Linked DNA regions of Homo sapiens: region 2 is linked to region 1. Evidence: read pairs that join two places in POLR2A ChIA-PET (ENCODE). Cell type or tissue: Panc1. All regions are shown on one strand. Each heading gives the region's core, and the rest is flanking DNA. Links, peaks and the distances in the headings are about the cores only.

Region 1 (8,930 bases), core at 298-8,297:
AATATTTTTTTCAGGAAGCTGCTTTCTAGGTTATTATTTTTTGTGGGGGAGGGGATAAGAAGGAAGGGGTAGGGGGGCAGTGGCTAGGGAGAGGGCGATCCTGGGACTCACAGGAACCTCACTTCAGAAACCTTCCTTTCTGCTAAACCTGTCTGCAGCCCCACAACTTCCAGCCGACCCTGCGCCCTTCCCCTTTCCGCTCACCCAAAGTCCTCACCTCTGGGCGCTTCCCACTGCCCCACAACCCTTTGCCCGGGATGACTGAGTCCTGCCTCCCACCCGCAGTGGGAGCGCACCTCTCATCCCGCCCAGCGGCAAAGGGAAGCCCCAGCTGCCTGAGCTGCCCAAGGGGGCCGGGCAGGGATGCCCCAGCCCCCTCTCTCAGTCCAGCCCAGCTCCCTGACGCTGCCCTGGCCGAAGCCACCGCCCTCACTCCCTAGCCCTCGCTCCCCAGCCTCGCCGAGACACAGCGGGCAGTGGCACTTACGGACCGGGAAGGGGGCCCGGGCCCCAGCGAGGCAGCGGCGCGGGTGGGGCGGCTGTGGGGACCGCGGCTCCGCCACCCCTGATCAGGCGCGTTCCCGGGCTCAGGCCCAGCTCTAGCCGCCCTCCGGGCGCCCCTGCCCCGGCGAGCGCATGGCAGACAGCTGCGGGAGGCAGGCACGGCAGTGGCGGAGCGGGGGCTCCTGGCCGCGCGCCGCTTCTCTGGGCTCTGAGCGGCTCCCAGCGCCGCCTTCTCGGGCGGGCACGGCCCGCAGTGACGTCAGCGCGGCTCCCCCCGCCCCCCCCTTCACCCCGACCAGTGCGGAATGGAGGCGGCGGAGGAAGGCTGTGAGGGGCGCCCAGCCGTGTGCCTTGGCCTTTCCTCCCCACGCCCCGCTTGCCTCCCAGCTTTTCCCTGGGAGTCGCAACGCCATTCGTCCCCCCTCTCCTCCCCGCGCTGCCAGACTCACTCGGAGCCACCAACGACCTGGGAGGTGATGGCAAGCAGCGGGTTGGAAGCCTCGCTGGCAGCTCCAGACTTAGGGATCCGAGCTGCTTTGGGAAGAATGGAGAGCTGAGGGCATGAGGGTCGTCCACCTCCTGGCTGAAAGGGGGCGTCTTATCTTTCCCCCCAGCACAGGTGTTGGTTAGGCTGGGGATATCCACGCTGGATTGGATGGTCCCGGGGCTCCCGTGTGAGCTCAGAAGGGATCTTTTATCTCGGGAAAACGTGTCCCATTCGGAGCTGGGGATGCCCTCTAGGCTGGGTCCTGCTTCTTCAAGACCCAGAGCAGCCCTGCGGCCCTCCTACCCGCCATGTGCCCGAGGCTGTTCACCGGCAAACTCGCTGGGCCGACTGCGCCCCAGAGCCGCTGTCCAAATGCTGAATCTGGCCTCCCCTGGGCTGGCTCCCGACGTCCCGCTGCCTATGGCTCCGCGTTTCCCTCAGGGGCAGGCAAGGGGTTCTGGGACGCACAACGCGGAGGCCCCAGGAAACTTTGGGGCTCCAAGATGACATTGGAAAGCTTCAGGATAGGGGGCGATCGGTCGAAGGGAGACAGAAGCCAAGAGAGCAGGCAGAGCAGCGCGCCTGGCACGCCGAACCACGCGCCCTTGATGACTCGCCCCGGGTCCCCTCCGCCCGCCCGTGTGTGTTTCTCCCACTTCCACAGTAGGGGAGGTCCCTAGGCTGAACTTGTCAGCGGGTCTCACCATTCATCACGAGCCAGACAGACAGGCCAAGTTCATGAGCAATACTGTTAACCCCTTGCAAGCCAAGCACCTCTCACAGGAGGAAGCCTCCTGGCCAGGGAGCGTTCTCTAAGGTTCCAGAGGCACTGCCTCCCAGGAACGTGGCAGCCACCGCTCCTTTCTTCTTTTCGGCTCGTCTCCTAACCATTTATTCCGTCATTTTATTTACACTTTTGGTTTCCACAGTCTTTCAAGTTCCTTCTCTTCTAAGTTAGTTTGATACCAGTATAACTGACTGCCTTTTAAATGTCTTCTTTTCCTACGTTGTGGCTGTGTTCATTGTGGAAACATTAGAAAATTTTGAAAAAATGAAATAAAATAATAATTGGCCCTATATTTTACACCTAGAGGCCTGACTTTAAAATACAAACTATATATTCTCATAGAAGAACCTAGATTGCTGGTTGTGCGGGGTGGGGAGTGAAGAAGGGGTGGAGAGAGAGAACCCAGTCTTTCTGAACTGGATGGGGAAGGAAAAACAAAAGCTCTGCGAAAGGGCTCAAAGAGGGAGCCCTATCCTCCTGTTAGAGGAGCCAAGGAGGGAAGCAGCGCCATGTAGGGCTAGACACAGGGGCCCAGACACCCCCTCCACTCACTGGTTCCTGTTCTAGCTCCAAAGCCCTAGGGAAGCTTCTCCTGGCCTTGACCGTGTGTGTGTATGTGTGCGTGTGTGTGTTGTGGGGGGAGGTGCTCTCTGCCCTGGGCGAAAGCTCAGTTCTGCTCCGGAACCCCAGCCATCTCCTGGAGAACTTTATCTGATTCTCCTTGCGGTCTGGTAGACTTGGGCCACCCCCTCCCCCATTTCCTATTGAATTCCTGGCGTCTGGTAGCTGGCGGCAACTAGGGCGACCTACCAACTTTTCCCCTGGGCATTTTCTCACTCCCTTCACCCCCCAGTGCTTTCTTTTCTTCTCCCAGCGCTCCTTTTGAAAGGAGGCACCCAGGCCGAGAACGTGTTCTGCAGTTTAACTACTTCCAAATTCTTTGTTCAGGTCACCCCGGGACTCCATTGTCCGCTATTGAGAGCGCGGGCAGGCCGCCGGGTGCGCCTCTGCCGTGCAGGCCTGAATCCATTAGGCCACCGATCCGGCCCCTGCGGCCCATTGACGCGCCTCCCTCGCCCGAGCGCCTGTGGCCCCCCTCCCTTCCCCTCCGCTCCCACCCTCAGCTGCCTTTTGGACTCCGCGGTGGAGTCACAGAACGCTGCGGGTCCGCCCGCGGGGGTTATTTGGGTCTCGCTCTGTCTTGAGGGGCTGGTCACGGTGCAGCCTCGGATGATTCTTGTGGGCTGTGTCCTATCCTGCAAGCCTCTTCCGGGGTGCTGCCCAAATTCTACTGCTTGGCTGCTGGGTACTACTTGGACCTGCAGGGCAGATTTTGTGGGGGCTGCAGCCCCAAACTCAGGAATGGGGGTGGGGGAAGAACAGCCAGCAACATCCTTCCTCCAGCTTCTCCAGCTTTCCAGCTGCTCCCCCACAGCCCGGATTTCTGTTCCTCTCTTTCCTCCAGGCCTGCGCCCTCGAGCTTCCAGTAGGGTCAAGCCTCTCCTGAGCTGGGGGAATGAAAGGGGGGCCATCCAGTTTCAGGGGGTAGCACAGCAGGGAGGGCCGGCCGGTTCCTGCCCCAAACACGCGCTCATGACGCCCTCGAAGGCTGGTCTCCTCAGGAGGGTGACTTTCCCCCAGCTCACTGGAAAAGAGGCAAGAGTCGCTCTGGCCTCAGATGCACGTTCCAGGCTCCCAGGGTGACAGGGTACGGCTAGGGGGAGGAGGCTCATCCGCCCCTGAAGCCTCCTCCTCTCCTGCCTCAGGACTCAGGGAGACGCAGAGCTTGGGAGTCCCCAGGGGGCTCAGCTCTGAGGTGCGTGCCTGGGGAAAGTCGAGGTTCAGAGGAGCAGCGCCCCCAGAGCCAGTGTCCAGAAAAGTATGGCTTGCCGTTGCGTATCTTTTTCTCGGCGCCTGAAGGTTCCCTAACCCCGTAGCGAGCCTGTTCCTCCTGCTGTGGGGTTACTGGGTCACTGAGTCCAGGGCGAACATCGACGCCCAGCCACGGGGCTTCTCGAAATCACTCGGGCCTCTGCTGGGGCCCGCCTTCTCCAGTCTGAGAATCGGCCAAACCCTTCCCGGAAGCTTAATTCCAGGAGAGAGCCGTGGAGGAGCCACGGAGGCCGGCGCGGGTACCAGGAACGGGGGCGCAGGGAAACTTGGCCGGAGAAAGGGTGCGGATGGGGGTGCAGGGCGCAGAGGCGCAGGCTGGATGGTGGGCGCCACTCCCCGCCGGCCGAAGAGGGAGGGAGGGAGGGAGAAGAGGAACGGGTGGTCTCCGCCGCACCTTCCCTGACAGCTTGGCCAGGACCGCGGGTCGCGGGGCGCGGGGCGCCGGACCTCGTGGAACCGCCGCGGCCTGGATCGGCTGCGAGGAGCCAGCTAGCGCCCCCTGGCGCCTCCGCCGAGCCCTCACAATGCCGTCGCCCAGTCCCCCATCCCGCCGGATTCCAGACCTGAGGCTGAGGAGGCTGGTGTCCGCGCACCCCCGAGACCTCGCCGGACTACGCCAAGCCTCTTAGAGGACGTAGGAGCTCCTGAAGGTCTCCCACGCTCCAACCCACGGCCTCCGCTCGTCCTGCCCACCCGCCCCGAGTGCTCCAGTCGGCGGTGCTGACCTCGCAGCTCTTCCGCCCCATAAGCTTGGCTCTGCGCGCTGTCCAACAGCGCCCTCTGGTGGGCGTTCCGGGGAGATGCAGGTGAGCGCGGCTGAGGCTGCCACCGATGTCGAGAACGGCTCGGGACCCGCGCAGCGCGGGCGGTGCTTGGGCACCTGCCTGGCGGTTTGTGGCTAAGTGTAGGGGACGAAGATGCAGTAATCTAAGGAGAGCTGGGCACCTCTTTGCCTCTCAACCACTACAGGTCAGGAAACAGAATGAGGGACAGGGTGAAATCTCACCTCCTCTTCCACCTAAGACTGGCACCTCTGCTATCTTGGCCTCCTTCAGGAAGGCTTTCTGGAGACTGAAGCGGACGGGGCAGGTTTGGGACCTTACCCTCGATTCTTGCAGCCTGGCAAGAACCCTGCCTTCATGGCAGGTCCAGTCCATTTGCAGCTTTGCCCTCCCCATCTCAGTGGCTTTCTTTTCCGCCAGGGTCCCTCTCATATCTGCAGGGCCTCAGAAAATTAAGAAATAAAAGCCCTTTCTCATCAGATCCGGAGATCCCTTATTCCAAGGGCAAGGTGGGAGATGGGCAAGAGGTAACGATGAGATGAGCGAGCAAGGCCCGGGATTTGGAAGGTCTGGAGATGTTTCCCCAGGCTCCCAGCCCCGTGACATGAGTGTCCTTTCAGGCTCAGCATGGTGTTCTGTCTTCAGTCTGGCCACGCATTTCGATGGCTTTTTGACATTCATTCACTTATTCATTCAACATATATGTGCTGAGCTCCTGCTATATGCCAGGCACCGCTAGGGATAAAGCTCAGAAAGGGTAAGTAATGTGCTCAAGGTCACACAGCTGGAATCTGCCGGAGCCACAATGCAGCCCCAGCCACTCCAGCCCTACCTCTCCCCTCTCACCTGGATGACTTCAGAAGTCTCCTAATTGGGGCTCCACCTCAGAACTCAGCCCCCTCCAATATGGCATCCACACTGCTGGGGAGAGAGCTTTGTAAAAGGCCAATCTGATCATGTCTCTTCCTTGCTTGACAAGGGTCTTCTGGCTCCAAGAGAAAGCCTCGAGTCCCTCACAGGCATACAAGCTCCCCCTGAGACTTGTCCCCCTGAGAGCCTTGTTCCCATTTTCAGGAACCCGACACTCCAACCATCCCAGGCATCTCTCATTTCCTTAAGGCCCAAGCTCTTGCACCCCTCCCTGCCTTTGTGTGACCCTACAGTGTCTCTGCCTGGAATACTCCTCCCTCTGGGGTGTCTTTCAGATTCTCGGTGAATGTCACTCCTCCATGAAACTTTCTGACCTGAACATATCCATCGTGGCCTCTTCCTTCACCTAAAGACTGGATGGGCCTAACTGGCCATACTTCTATGTCCTTCATCCTCCCTTCCCCGCTGACAACTAATTAATTGAAGCTGGCATGGCCACTGACCCCCGAGGGCTAATCCCTGGTCTGGCCTGAATGTACCAGGGTCTCTCCTGAGCACTGAAGTGAGACCTGGACTGGGAAGGTGTGCAGTGAGCAGGGGGAGCTCAACAGCCTCTGGAGTCAGTGCTGTGGTCAGGTGATAAGGGGACAAAGAAACTGGGAAAATGGAGCAGGCGAGTCAATAAACTAGCGGAGAAAAGGCCATGGGACTGGCAAGAGATAAAGGGCAAGAGAGAGACTTTCTCAGATGGCTTATGCCCTGCCCTAGCAGGAGTCTTACTCCTTTCCTCTGGCCTGCTTTGCATAGGATTCTGTCCTCTGCTCCTGCCAGCCCTCTGACCCCAACCCCCTTCTGCCAAGCCCGGCCCTTTTTCTCTGTGTGCCTTCCCGCCTAAGCAGCCCCTGGGCTGTACTGCAGGACATCTAGCACGTCTCATGGTGGCCAGCCTCCTGAAGGGCTGGCACCATTCAGAACTGGCATAATTCAATTTCCCCAGAGCCAGCAGCAGGCACGCCACCACGTGGCAATTGTGACAAACACAGTTTGCAATCCATTTGGACGCCAGCTCAGAATGATGAGTTTATTGATTAACGTTTAAAATGTTTTAGGATTTGCATTTTTCAGATTTGTTCACAGGGTGAGAATTTGCTAACAGTTAACGATTACCGAGTGGGTATGCTGTGCCAAACACGACTCCAAGCACTTTGTTATTAATCTTCACAGCTGTGCTTATGCCAGAGCTGCTCTTACTATCCTCACCCGGCAGATGGGAAAACCCAGGCACAGAGAGGTTAAGCAATTTGCCTCAAGTCTCAGCTAATCAGCAACTGAAACAGGATGAGAGCCCAGAGTCCAAATTCCTAGACTCTATGTTACACTGCCTTTTAATAATAGTTCAACGCACCACTGCACTCCAGCCTGGCGACACAGCAAGACTCTGTCTCAAAATAATAATAATAATAGTTCTATATTGTCCCATTCCTGGTTCACATAATCCAAATGTCCATAAAAGAAGCCAGCCAGTGCTTATCAGCAGACTCTATTGCAAGCCTCTTTCTTTCTTTTTTTTTTTTTTTTTTTTGAGATGGAGTCTCGTTGTGTCACCCAGGTTGGAGTGCAGTGGCACAATCTCGGCTCACAGCAATCTTCACCTCCCAGGTTCAAGCGATTCTCCTTTTTAAAATGCCAATCTGATTGTGTCTCTTCCTTGCTTGACATCTGTCGGTAAGGGTCTTCTGGCTCCAGGAGAAAGCCTCAAGTCCCTCACAGGCGTATGAGCTCCCTCTGAGACCTGTGCCCCTGAGAGCCTTGTAATCCCCAGTAGCTGGGATTACAGGCACCATCACGCCCGGGCAAGCCTCTTTCAACTCATCTGCTTCCCCCATATGACTGTGAACCCATTGAGGGGAGGAATGCTGTCTCAATTATCCCCAAACTCCCGGCTCCTGACACAGAAGACACAGTCAACATTTGGTGTATTGAAAAATGGCAACTTCCAGACATAAGAAGCTGTGGAAACACCCAGCATGTTTCTATATGTTTTCTTTGTTCCCATGGCAAATTCTGGCATCTCTCTGAAAGAGACTGCAACAAAAGCCTTTGAATTTTTCCACACACAACGCCCCCACACAATGTACCCTGGGGCAAGTTTTGGAGAAAAAAAATCTAGGGTTCCTATGGACCACAAGTTTATCACAAACAAACAATTTGGTGGCAAGAGTGCTAACAAAGTTAGTTAAATGCCAACCTGTACTGTACAAACTAGAAAAGCAAAACTACTTTACCTAGATGCTCTTCAAACTAGTATTCTGGATATGAATTAGATGCACTAATTAGAAGCAATTTGCAAGGGGAAAGTGAGGCAGGGGCCATCTTCCAGCTGCCTTTAAGCAATGCAGTGGAGATGTGGGGCTTTTCCACCAAGATGCTCCAGCATGCAAGTCTTCTGCTTCCTGATAGTCTAGAAGCAATGTCATAGTTGGCAGTGGTGACGACTTTTTTTTTTTTTTTTTTAGACAGATTCTCGTTCTGTTGCCCAGTCTGGAGTGCAGTGGCACAATCTCAGCTCACTGCAACCTCCGCCTTCCGGGTTCAAGCGATTCTCCTGCCTCAGCCTCCCAAGTAGCTGGGACTACAGGCGCACACCACCACGCCCAGTTAATTTTTCTATTTTTAGTAGAGATGGGGTTTCACCATGTTGGCCAGGCTGGTCTTGAACTCCTGACCTCAAGTGATCCACCTGCCTTGGCCTCCCAAAGTGCTAGGATTACAAGTGTGAGCCACTGTGCCTGGTTGTATGATGACTTTTTGATCCCTGGACCACAACCACAGCAGTGTGTTCTTGAAGTCAACAGTTCTATGGGACGGCTCTTAGTTTCCTACCTCCCAGGTAGTGACGGAAGTGGTAGCTCTTGCAGCCGGCCGGCTACTGTGTTCTGGGTGTCATTCCTGCAGACCTAGTCCACAACTACTTTTCTAGCCATTCCAACAATTTTGTAATCGCCTAATTCCCTATATTAAGTTCCTTTCTGCTTAAAACATCAGCATTGTTTTTAGTTCCTACACAAATCCTGGTTGATATTGTGTTTTTCCTTCCTTTGTTAATTTCCCAGACACTTCTTGGATATGTGGCGCAGATCAGGCAGTGCACTGGGTGCTCATACCAGGAGACTGGTAAACAAACAGCTCCTGGCCGGGCGCGGTGGCTCATGCCTGTAATCCCAGCACTTTGGGAGGCCAAGGCAGGTGGATCACCTGAGGTCAGGAGTTCAAAACCAGCCTGACCAACAGGGTGACATGGTGAAACCCTGTCTCTACTAAAAATACAAAAATTAGCCGGGCGTGGTGGCGCACACATGTAATCCCAGCTACTTGGGAGGCTGAGGCAGGAGAATTGCTTGAACCTGGGAGGCAGAGGTTGCAGTGAGCCGAGATCATGTCACTGCACTCCAGCCGTGGGTGACAGAGCAAGAGTCCGTCAAAAAAAAAAAAAAAAAAGAAAAAAAAGAAAGGAAAGAAAAGAAAAGAAAGAACAAACTCCTGCCCTTCCCAGACCTGTGTGTGGAGACCATCCTCGGGATGGCTGCTGCAGTGGACAGAGCTGGTT
Region 2 (8,930 bases), core at 539-8,538, 86 kb before region 1:
GTCCTGGCCCAGGGACCAAGCAGGAGAGCCCAGGCGGCTCCTACACTTTTGACTGCCAGATGAAAAGGGGCGACATAAAGAGGCTGCCCGGGCCAAGCGTGGGGGCGCTTTGTGTCCCTCCAGACGGAGTTACAGACGTCTGTGAAACATCAATTACAGCTGAATAAAGACGTCTGCTCAGCCCAGACGCACCTCCTTTCAGCTGGGAGGTGTTTCCAGGCCAGGCCGGGGATGCCTTTGGCAACCTAATTTGTGACTCTGTAAGCAGCCCTGGCATTCATCACACCCAGGGAGGATGGGAACAGTCTAGGCTGGGCTGGCCCAGTGCGCAGTACAGCTCCAGGAGGTGTCCTGGAATGCGGGTGGGGGTGGGGAGAGAAAGCAGCCACTGACCTCCCTTTCCCTCTCCTCCAGGCCAGGATGGTGGGGAGGGTGCAAGCTCAGAGACACATGAATCCCCTGTATTAACCAGGCTCCCCACCCAGGCTTTCATCCATGATAAATTCGCTCCTTGCTCCAACAGCTCCTGGCTGTAACGAATTAGGGTTCACTGGTCCCTATCCCTGATGGGCTGGTGTGATGTGTTGTAAGGGGACAGGCAAAAAGAAAACCTCAGACTCAAGTCCCACGGCTACCAGAAAAGCTGAGCCCATTCCTTGACATCACTGAGTCACAGGGCCAACCCTGGCCCACCACCCTCTTGCCATGTGAGATGAATAAGGCTGCGTTTGCATTAAGTCCCTGTCCATCAATTACTTGCAGCCGGAAACAATTCTACCTGACCACACTCCTGGTTTTGCGCTTTCAGAGTGACAGAAGGGCTTGTGCCATTTAGAGCCACCTTGGGAGGAGATGACAGGGCCATGATGGGCATGAGGACCCAGGATAGGGCACTGGTTCTGGGCATGGTGAACTGGGCTGCCCCTTTCTAAATGGTGGTGGTCTCTGGGATGCCCTTGCCTCAGGAGACCTCATCCCTGGGCAGTCTTGGGCAGCAAAGGTATTTCCTGAGGACCCCGTGCACCCAGGGGCACTTGTCCTGAAACGTGCCCAGCAGGACCAGGCCAATGACCCTTTGACCACCATGTGTCAGACCCTGAACAAAAGCCAGTGAGCCACCTCTTATGGGGCTATAGAGGAGAAATGGCCCTAATAACAACCCTCTTGCTTCCTAAGCACCCATTTCTCACCCTATCTTGGATGAGGTGTGTTTAGAAGGCCCCAGAAAGCTGAAAGGAAGCCCCACGATCCACAGGACTTAGAGGCAGCCAGAGGTGTGAAGAGGATCACAGCCTCCGAGCCAGCCTGCGTAGATATAATCCTGGCTCCACTGCTCACCGGCTGGGGGACTTCAGCAAGTCAGTTGACTTCCCCGTGCCTCGGTTTCTAGACTTGCCAATGTAAGGATGCAGGCCCTGGCACACCGGGAGCAGGCGGTGGGGCTGGGGTTCCAACCTGGGGTGGCCTGCCTCCTGAGCTCACATTTGACCTACTCCCCAAAGTCCTGGGGAATGTGGAGCCTCAGTGCCCACTTTGGACCAGGACTGTGTTAGGCAATGGCCCAGAGGGAGGGGGAGCTCCCTCCTTTCCTCCAGCTCCTCCTCTCCTGGGTGTCAATCACGCCCATCAGTCCCCTGTTCCTGCTTGTGGCTGAGGCATCTGTAATGTGAGGAAGGGCCCAGGCCTGCGTGTGCCTGTGTGCTTACAAGTGCATGTTGTGTATGAGCCTGTGTGCATGTGATTGTACGTGTGTATGTGTCACAGATACATATGGTTGAGGCAGAGACCACGAACCTGCCTGATACTCTGGAGGTGCAAGACAAAGAGGGGCCACAGCCATGTCTGGATGATTGGGTGAGACCTGATGTGAGGCCAGCTAAGTAAGGCCAAGGAAACTGGGGTGGATGCCCCTGAGGAAGGAAAGTGAAGAGCAGGCTTAGCGTTGCCTTCAGCCCTGGACACTCACACGGCCAGGCCACAAGTGGTATTGTCTCAGGGCATGCACCTCCTATGACAGTGTGTACCCACTGGGGTGGGCATGTACAGCTAAGAGAATGGGAACCATCTGCTGGGGGTGGGTGACATTTCTAGGAGCTTGTAAGTAAGCCTATACCAGATCTATGAGGACATATAAGATCATTCATATTAATCCTTTTGAATAGCTAATACTTTCTTTTTTTTTTTTTTTTTTGAGACAGAGTTTCACTCTTGTCACCTAGGCTAGAGTGCAATGGCACAATCTCAGCTCACTGCAAACTCCACCTCCCAGGTTCAAGCGATTCCTGCCTCAGCCTCCCGAGTAGCTGGAATTACAGGCAGCCAACACCACGCCTGGCTAGTTTTTTGTATTTTAGTAGACACAGGTTTCACCACGTTGGCCAGGCTGGTCTTGAACCCCTGACCTCAGGTAATCCAACCACCTCAGTCTCCCAAATTGCTGGGATTACAGGCATGAGACACTGCCCCCGGCCTTGGATAGCTAATACTTTCATCTAGTACAAAAAAAGTTTTGCGGTGAGAAGTCTCCTTCATGGCCTTGTCACCCATCTGCTCAGTTCTCACCACTCCCTAAAAGATAATCACTGTTATTAGTTTCTTATGTGTCCTTCCAGAGCTTCTTTGTACGTAAACATGTACAAAGAAGAATGCATGACAATGCAAACGTGACTCTTATTTTCACACAAAAGGTGGCATAGTGCACTATGTCATGCTGTTTTTCTCTATGGTAGAGTGTCATGGGGATCTTTGCAACCTTTCTCTATCAGAGCAAGGAGATCATTCTCATTCTCTTACTCAGCTACATGGTTTCGCCTGAACCCATCCTATCTTGAGGCTCATCTGGGTGGTTTCCGACCTTTTTCACAAATGATGCTGCAACGAATAGTCTTGCACATAAGTGAGTTCTCACAGTATGAGTGTACCTGTAGGATAAAGCCCCAAAATGGGGCTTGCTGGGCCAACGCTTATATGCATTCGTAATGGTGCCAGTCTTGCCAAATTGCCCTATAGGCAGCAGGTGCTGCCCCCAACCCACAGCCTATCATTAGGATCTTAACCAGGGGGGGTCACTGATTATTTTGGTCTGGGTTTCTTTTGGAATCAGCTCTCTGTCGGAGATCGAGAAGGGATTTCCTTCTGCAGCATGCTGGCCTTCCCCCTTCCTCCAGCCCTGGTCCAGGCGTACACTAAGCCATGCACACATCTTGGCTTAGCCAGCAGCGAAAAGGCCTTTCCAACTTTCCTAGCCCAGCACATCTGTGCAGGGGTCTGCACAACCACACACAGAAGCCCTGTTCATGCTTGTGACTGTCTCCCTTTCTCTCCTGCCCCTTCTCAGAAACAGTCAATAAGGATGGAGCTCCTTTGCCCCCAAACCCCTGCCACCACCACACAAATACACAAAAATCCCTTCTGAAAAAACTAACAGTAGAGCCCTAAAGGAAGAAGTACATCTTTCCATGTTTACTATTCAACAGATCCATGAGAGCCTACTGTGAAGCTGGCACCTGCTAAGAGCTGCAAATGTGACCTTTGATGTTGGCCAAGTCTCTTGATATTCAGGCCCAAGTGCCCTCTTGAGTAAGAAGGCGTATGGACTCTGAGGATTCCAAGTTTCCTTCTAGCTCCAATGACCTACCACCCCCAAATTGTGCTGTCATTGCATGTATATATCAATGGAAGAAGGCTTGGAAACACTTCCACAGGCTGACAAATCATGGCACTTGTTTGCAAGAATGGCTTCAAAGAGATCAACCCGGAGAGCCCTTTGCAAGCTGGTGAAGAGTTTTGCACATGCGTGCGTGTGTGGTGTGTGTATGCATGTTCAGTGAGGTCTCCCATGACCCCCTGCCAACTACATGAAGGCTAGGTTTTGGATCAGCCAGTCCTTGTTGGAAATCCTGATATGACCACTTGTGAATTGTGTGAAATTGTGCCTCTACTTGCCCCTTTATGGAAATGGGCATCTTCACATTTCTCTCAGGTGGCTATTGTGAAAATTGAATGAGATCTTTTAAAGTGTGGGCACCTAGCAAGTGCTCAGCAAACATGATCTGATTTCCTGGGAGTGTCCGAAAGCCAGCTTGTGGGCTGCCACGCAAGGGCAAGCCAGGGTCAGGCTTGGAGGCGGACCGGCTCGGTGCCCCCCAGCCAGGCTGCTGGTGAGTCTGGCGCCACCGTGAGCAGGGGCCCTGCGCTCTCCCTCCTAGGCGTCTGGACAGGCCGGGGAGGCAGACGAGGCAGGCGAGTGACAGCTGGGAAGGTTTAATTGCTCCTCAGTGGCTTGGGAGCACCTCCCTCCCTTGCCAACGATCTGCATTTCAATGTGAGAAGAGTGGGAAGTGGGATGCTGCTCAAAGGGGTTACAATGATTAATCATTTAAAAAGCAAGATCTTAATTACAGGCCGCAATTTTTGCTATTTAAGGAGTCCATTAGTTGCCAGAAAGAAGAAGAAAAAATTATCACAGGTTATTCTCCTCAGAAAGTAGGGTGGAGGGGGGAGGGACAGCAGGGGAGGGAATCAGCTGCTGCTTCAGATGGAGTGGGGGGCAGGGGTCCTACCCCAGGAAGGGGCCTGGGCAGGAGCAGGATGGGCCCTGCCTTGGTGTGTGGGCAAGGGAAAAAGCTGTTCAGAGGCCCCTGTCTCTCCCCAGCTTGGGCCTGCCTGGAATCCCACCTGTGGGTGTCCCGGGAGGCCTCCTCCTGGGCGTGGCAGCTGGTGGTCGGCCCCTCCCCACCCCCACTGACCCCTGACTCCACCCTGCTCAGGATGCAGGGTTAATTGCCAGGCCCTCCCCTCTGACCCCTCTGTGGATTTTAGTCTTGTCTGGTCTCTCAGCCCCTAGGGTATACAAAGGGGACTGGTGGGGCAACAGTGTTAGGAGTCAAATAAAAACAACCAAGCTTTAGTGGATTAATTGACTGATCCTCAGGGGGCTAACAGGTCAGAAGATCAAGGGCTAGCTTCCCTACCCTGGCCACCTAGAGGTCAGGGCACACTTCTGCCTCAGAGGAGGGCACTGCTGCCCACCCAGGAGATCCAGATCTGAGCTCCAAGCCTCCTCCTGAGCCCTGGCTGGCGGCACGCTGGATCCTAGAAAACAGCCCCAACGAAAAAGGGGGCCCCACCAGTGGCAGGCTGGTGCCGTGCGGTCAGAGACCATTCCTGGGGCTCATCCTGCAAGGAATGCCAGAAACCCCAATCCAGATTGCAGTGTGCCTGATGCTACAAGTGCCGACGAAATCAATAACTTGGATGAGTGAAAAAATGAAAAGTGTGAGCTGGAACCAGGCTTCAGGCTATCCTTATTCCTATGATACCATATGTTCAAAACATGCTTGCAAGCAAGTTGCAAAGTTTACCAGCCTACCTAGAGGAAGGGTTTATTCCCCGCCAAGCCTCCTCGATATTGGGAGTAAAATAAATGAAATCTCCTCTATAAACAGTCCCTCCTGCCAGGCGGATTAAATGGCTCTGTGTGTGTGAGTCTCTATGAGCCTCATCTGTTCTAACATTTAGGCCCCCAGAGGGCAGGCTTCTAAATTGGATTGAATGATAACCCTAGGGATTTGGGGGAGTGGGGGAAGAGAAGACCCTAAGCACAGACTGACAACCTGGGTTGGAAATCAAAATAACCCAACTGATTTCTTGGTGACTGTACCTTTGTCCCTGCCTCCTCCATCCTCAGACCCACCTACCATACTGCTGAGGGGAGGAGAGCGTCTGTGTCTTTAATTGCCCTATTGCCACCTCCTGGGGTGTGAGCTGCACAAACCTACCTCTAGCTTCTTCTGGTCCCCCTATCGCCCCCACCAATGCTGATTAATTACAGGGTTAGGCACCCAAAACAGGCAGTGACCAGTGCCTTTCACTGATCACTGCCTTGAAGCCACGGTAATCAGCAGTTTTAGCTTGTCGCTCTCTTGACACTCTACTTAGATCAGGAAATGGCAAACGTGATGGAAATAAGGACTTTATTAACTGTTTCCTCCTTTCCTAGTGATGGGGTGATGGGCAGGTGGGGAGCTGGGATTGGAGGATCGAGAGGGGTGTCGGACATTTGGAAGCCTTCAACCGGTTGCCACCCGGGCAGGTGATGTGCAGACCCCGGAGCGACCGTGGAGCATAGCCCGGGACTTGCTGGCCGCACCTCCACGCACGGATCTCTTGCGCAGGTCATCCAGGCCTCTCATCTGCCACTGGGGATGGGATCCCGGCTCCGCCTGCCTCTGAGAGCTGACAAACATCTGCACCAGGGAAGGTGCTTTAACCCCAGGGAGTCCCCAAGGGCTTCTGGGTAGCAGGCCATCCTCTCTTCTGGTAGGGCCTGTGCCCCATCTCGGCTGCTGGCCCCTGCAAATCTTTTGTGAAGATTAGGAAAGGGCGCCCCCTTGGGGCAGATGCAGCCCTCGCAGGGCACAGAGCTTAGGAATTGGGGGAAGGCCCGATTTTAGCCCAGCACAGCCCCTCAGGGGCCTGTTAAAGGTGCTGTCAGGTCCTTCCTTCCCTTCAGTCTTCACAACAGCCCCTAAAACAGGCAGGTTGGTATCTGACACATGCAGAAACTGACGCTCCCTGTTCCAGGGTGCTCTCCTGCAAAGGGCCTCATGAGGCCTAGGACCTAGAGTCTCATATCTCCCAGGTAGACACCCCGGCAAGCTGCCACAGCACCCCCACCCCACAGAGACTTAGGATGGCATCAGGACCCAGTCATGAAGGGGGGCAGGTGACTCCCAGGCAACCCAGCCACCACCTACTACCTTCCCAGGGGGTGGCAGGCGGCAACCAGAACCTAGAGCCCCTGCCGCTACCCCCGCTGACACAGAGCACCCTCAGCTGCCCCGTGTAAGCCACTGAAACCTGGCTCCAGAAGCACATTAGAGGGTCCCAGCCACCACCATGGTCTCTGACCGCACGGCACCACATACCACAGACCCTGTGAGACCCAGGAACCCAAGCAAGACGACATCGTCTTGCCTGTACACAGCAAACTTCCCCGCCCTGGAGCTGGCCTACTGCCCCCCGCCCCTTTCTGCTTTTCCAGTAGGGTCAGTGGCTTTCAGGCATTGTCCCAGGAGGGTGGGGGCTGGAATCCTCACCAGGAGAACCCCAGCACCAGCCCCGGCAATGACTGGATGCCAAATGCTTGACTCCTTTTTTCATTTCTATCATATCCACAAATATGTATTGAACCAGGCACCAGGCCCTACCCGAGTGCTTGGGATCCACCAGTGAAAACAACCAATACCCCTGCAGTCTCAGAGCTGACATCCGAACTTGACTCAAAAGCATGAATAGGTGGGTCGGGATCATGGTTGGCTTCATGCCTTTGCTCAAATGTCACCCTCTTAATGAGGCCTTCCCTGGCCCATTTGCAATGGCGGCCCCAGCACACCCTGTTCACCTTCCTGCTTTATTCCTCACCTTCAGCTCATCTCTATGATGTACTTATTTATCTTGTTTATTGCCCACCTCCTCCACCAGAATGTCAGCTCTGTGAGGCAGGGATGGTCATGTGTTTTGTTTAGAGCTGTATATCATGATGCCTGGATCATCATGCTCAATAAAGGGGCTCAATAAAGGTTGTTGAATAAGTGAACACTCAGCCTTGCTTCACTGACCGGCTCCTTCCTGTGCGGCCTCAGTTCCTCTCTCAGTTCCTCTCCCAAGCCCCACCCACAGGTGCTCCCCTCAGGCTGTAAGGTTTGCTCCGCCCTCCTGGCTCCACCCCTCCCTATGCCCAGGATTAGTGGGAAGCCACAGTGGCCTTGGGAAGAGCATGGGCATCTGGGTGCCCTAGACCTCACCCAGGCCACTGACCCTGATCTGCCCACTGGGCCTGCCTGACCTGGTGCTGGCTTTGTGCCCACTGCCCCAGCTGTGCCCTCCCTCTTCCTCCCCTCCCTCCTCCCTGACACAGCAGGTGGACAGAGCCTGTGCAGCTCTAGCTGCATTGCCTCAGGGGGCAGCTTTCTAGCTTCTGGTGACCTGCCACCCTCTCACTCCCCTCTGAGCTCATGGCACAGTGGACAGCTACCAGCCTGGCTCACGGCAACCTCCAGCTCCTGGGCTCAAGCGATTCCCCCTGCCTCAGCCTCCCAGGTAGTTGGGGCTATAGGTGTGCACCACCACACCTGGCTAATATTTAAAATTTATTTATTCATTTATTTATTTTTTTGAGACAGAGTTTCGCTCTCGTTGCCCAGGCTGGAGTGCAATGGTGCGATCTCGGCTCACTGCAACTTCCGCCTCCTGGGTTCAAGTGATTATCCTGCCTCAACCTCCCGAGTAGCTGAGATTACAGGCACCTGCCGCCACACCTGCTAATTTTTGTATTTTCAGTAGAGACAGGGTTTTACCACATTGGTCAGGCTAGTCTCGAACTCCTGACCTCAAGTGATCTGCCTGCCTCAGCCTCCCAAAGTGGTGTAAAAAATTATTTTAGAGACGGAGTCTCGCTATGTTGCCCAGGCAGGTCACAAACTCCTGGGCACAAGGGATCCTTCCACTTCAGCCTCCCAAAGTGCTGAGATTACAGGATTGAGTCACTGCACCCGGCTTACCATTTTCAAGCATGTTGACATTCAGGATTGGGCCTGAGCCCCTGAAACCAGCATGCAGGTAGCCAGGGCAGGATTGCAATGCCCATTTTACAGAGGCGGGCCCAGAACTCACAGAATGAGGCTCATACATCTCATACCTGAGGCTTGGACCCAGAGCTAGTCTCGGAAGGTTCTGGAGCCCTTTGGGCTGGGACACAGTCCCTGCTGGGATCAGGGACCCGATGCCACCCTCTGGTGAGAGAAGCAGCCCAGTTTCTCCCTGCCCATCTCTGAAGATCCTTGCAGTTTATTCACCAGTTCATTCAATTCTCATTTTCCCAGAGACAGTACATGTCACAGAAGATTCAAGCATACTCCTGAACAGGA

What was found. Peaks named below come from ENCODE experiments on the same cell type or tissue, not always from the same donor. Only the 100,000 strongest peaks of a DNase experiment are listed, where the experiment ranks them.
Region 2: POLR2A ChIA-PET joins it to region 1 with 10 read pairs; 5 of 35 experiments call an interaction of 5 or more read pairs at or near these places.

Annotation. Positions count from the first base shown.
Region 1 is chr15:89,354,293-89,363,222 of GRCh38, reverse strand. It overlaps MIR9-3HG (MIR9-3 host gene), which reads right to left and starts at 1,644. Exons shown (of 6, transcript NR_190310.1): 1 at 954-1,644. LOC124903549 (a long non-coding RNA gene) reads left to right here and starts at 4,557. Exons shown (of 2, transcript XR_007064750.1): 1 at 4,557-4,640. RefSeq lists silencers at 3,944-3,993, 4,054-4,113, 4,171-4,465 and an enhancer at 4,174-4,453. In Panc1, for the core only: CTCF peaks have their summits at 4,199 (motif pointing left), 4,401 (motif pointing left), 6,138 and 6,340; a DNase peak (open chromatin) is centred at 4,412; H3K4me3 peaks cover 1,961 bases; H3K27me3 peaks cover 2,509 bases.
Region 2 is chr15:89,440,341-89,449,270 of GRCh38, reverse strand. No RefSeq gene overlaps it. Among named protein-coding and RNA genes, the nearest start is that of RHCG, 52 kb to the left of the region's middle. RefSeq lists enhancers at 36-630, 3,632-4,486, 7,361-7,510, 6,976-7,655, 7,656-8,335. In Panc1, for the core only: CTCF peaks have their summits at 6,187 and 6,403 (motif pointing left); a DNase peak (open chromatin) is centred at 6,454.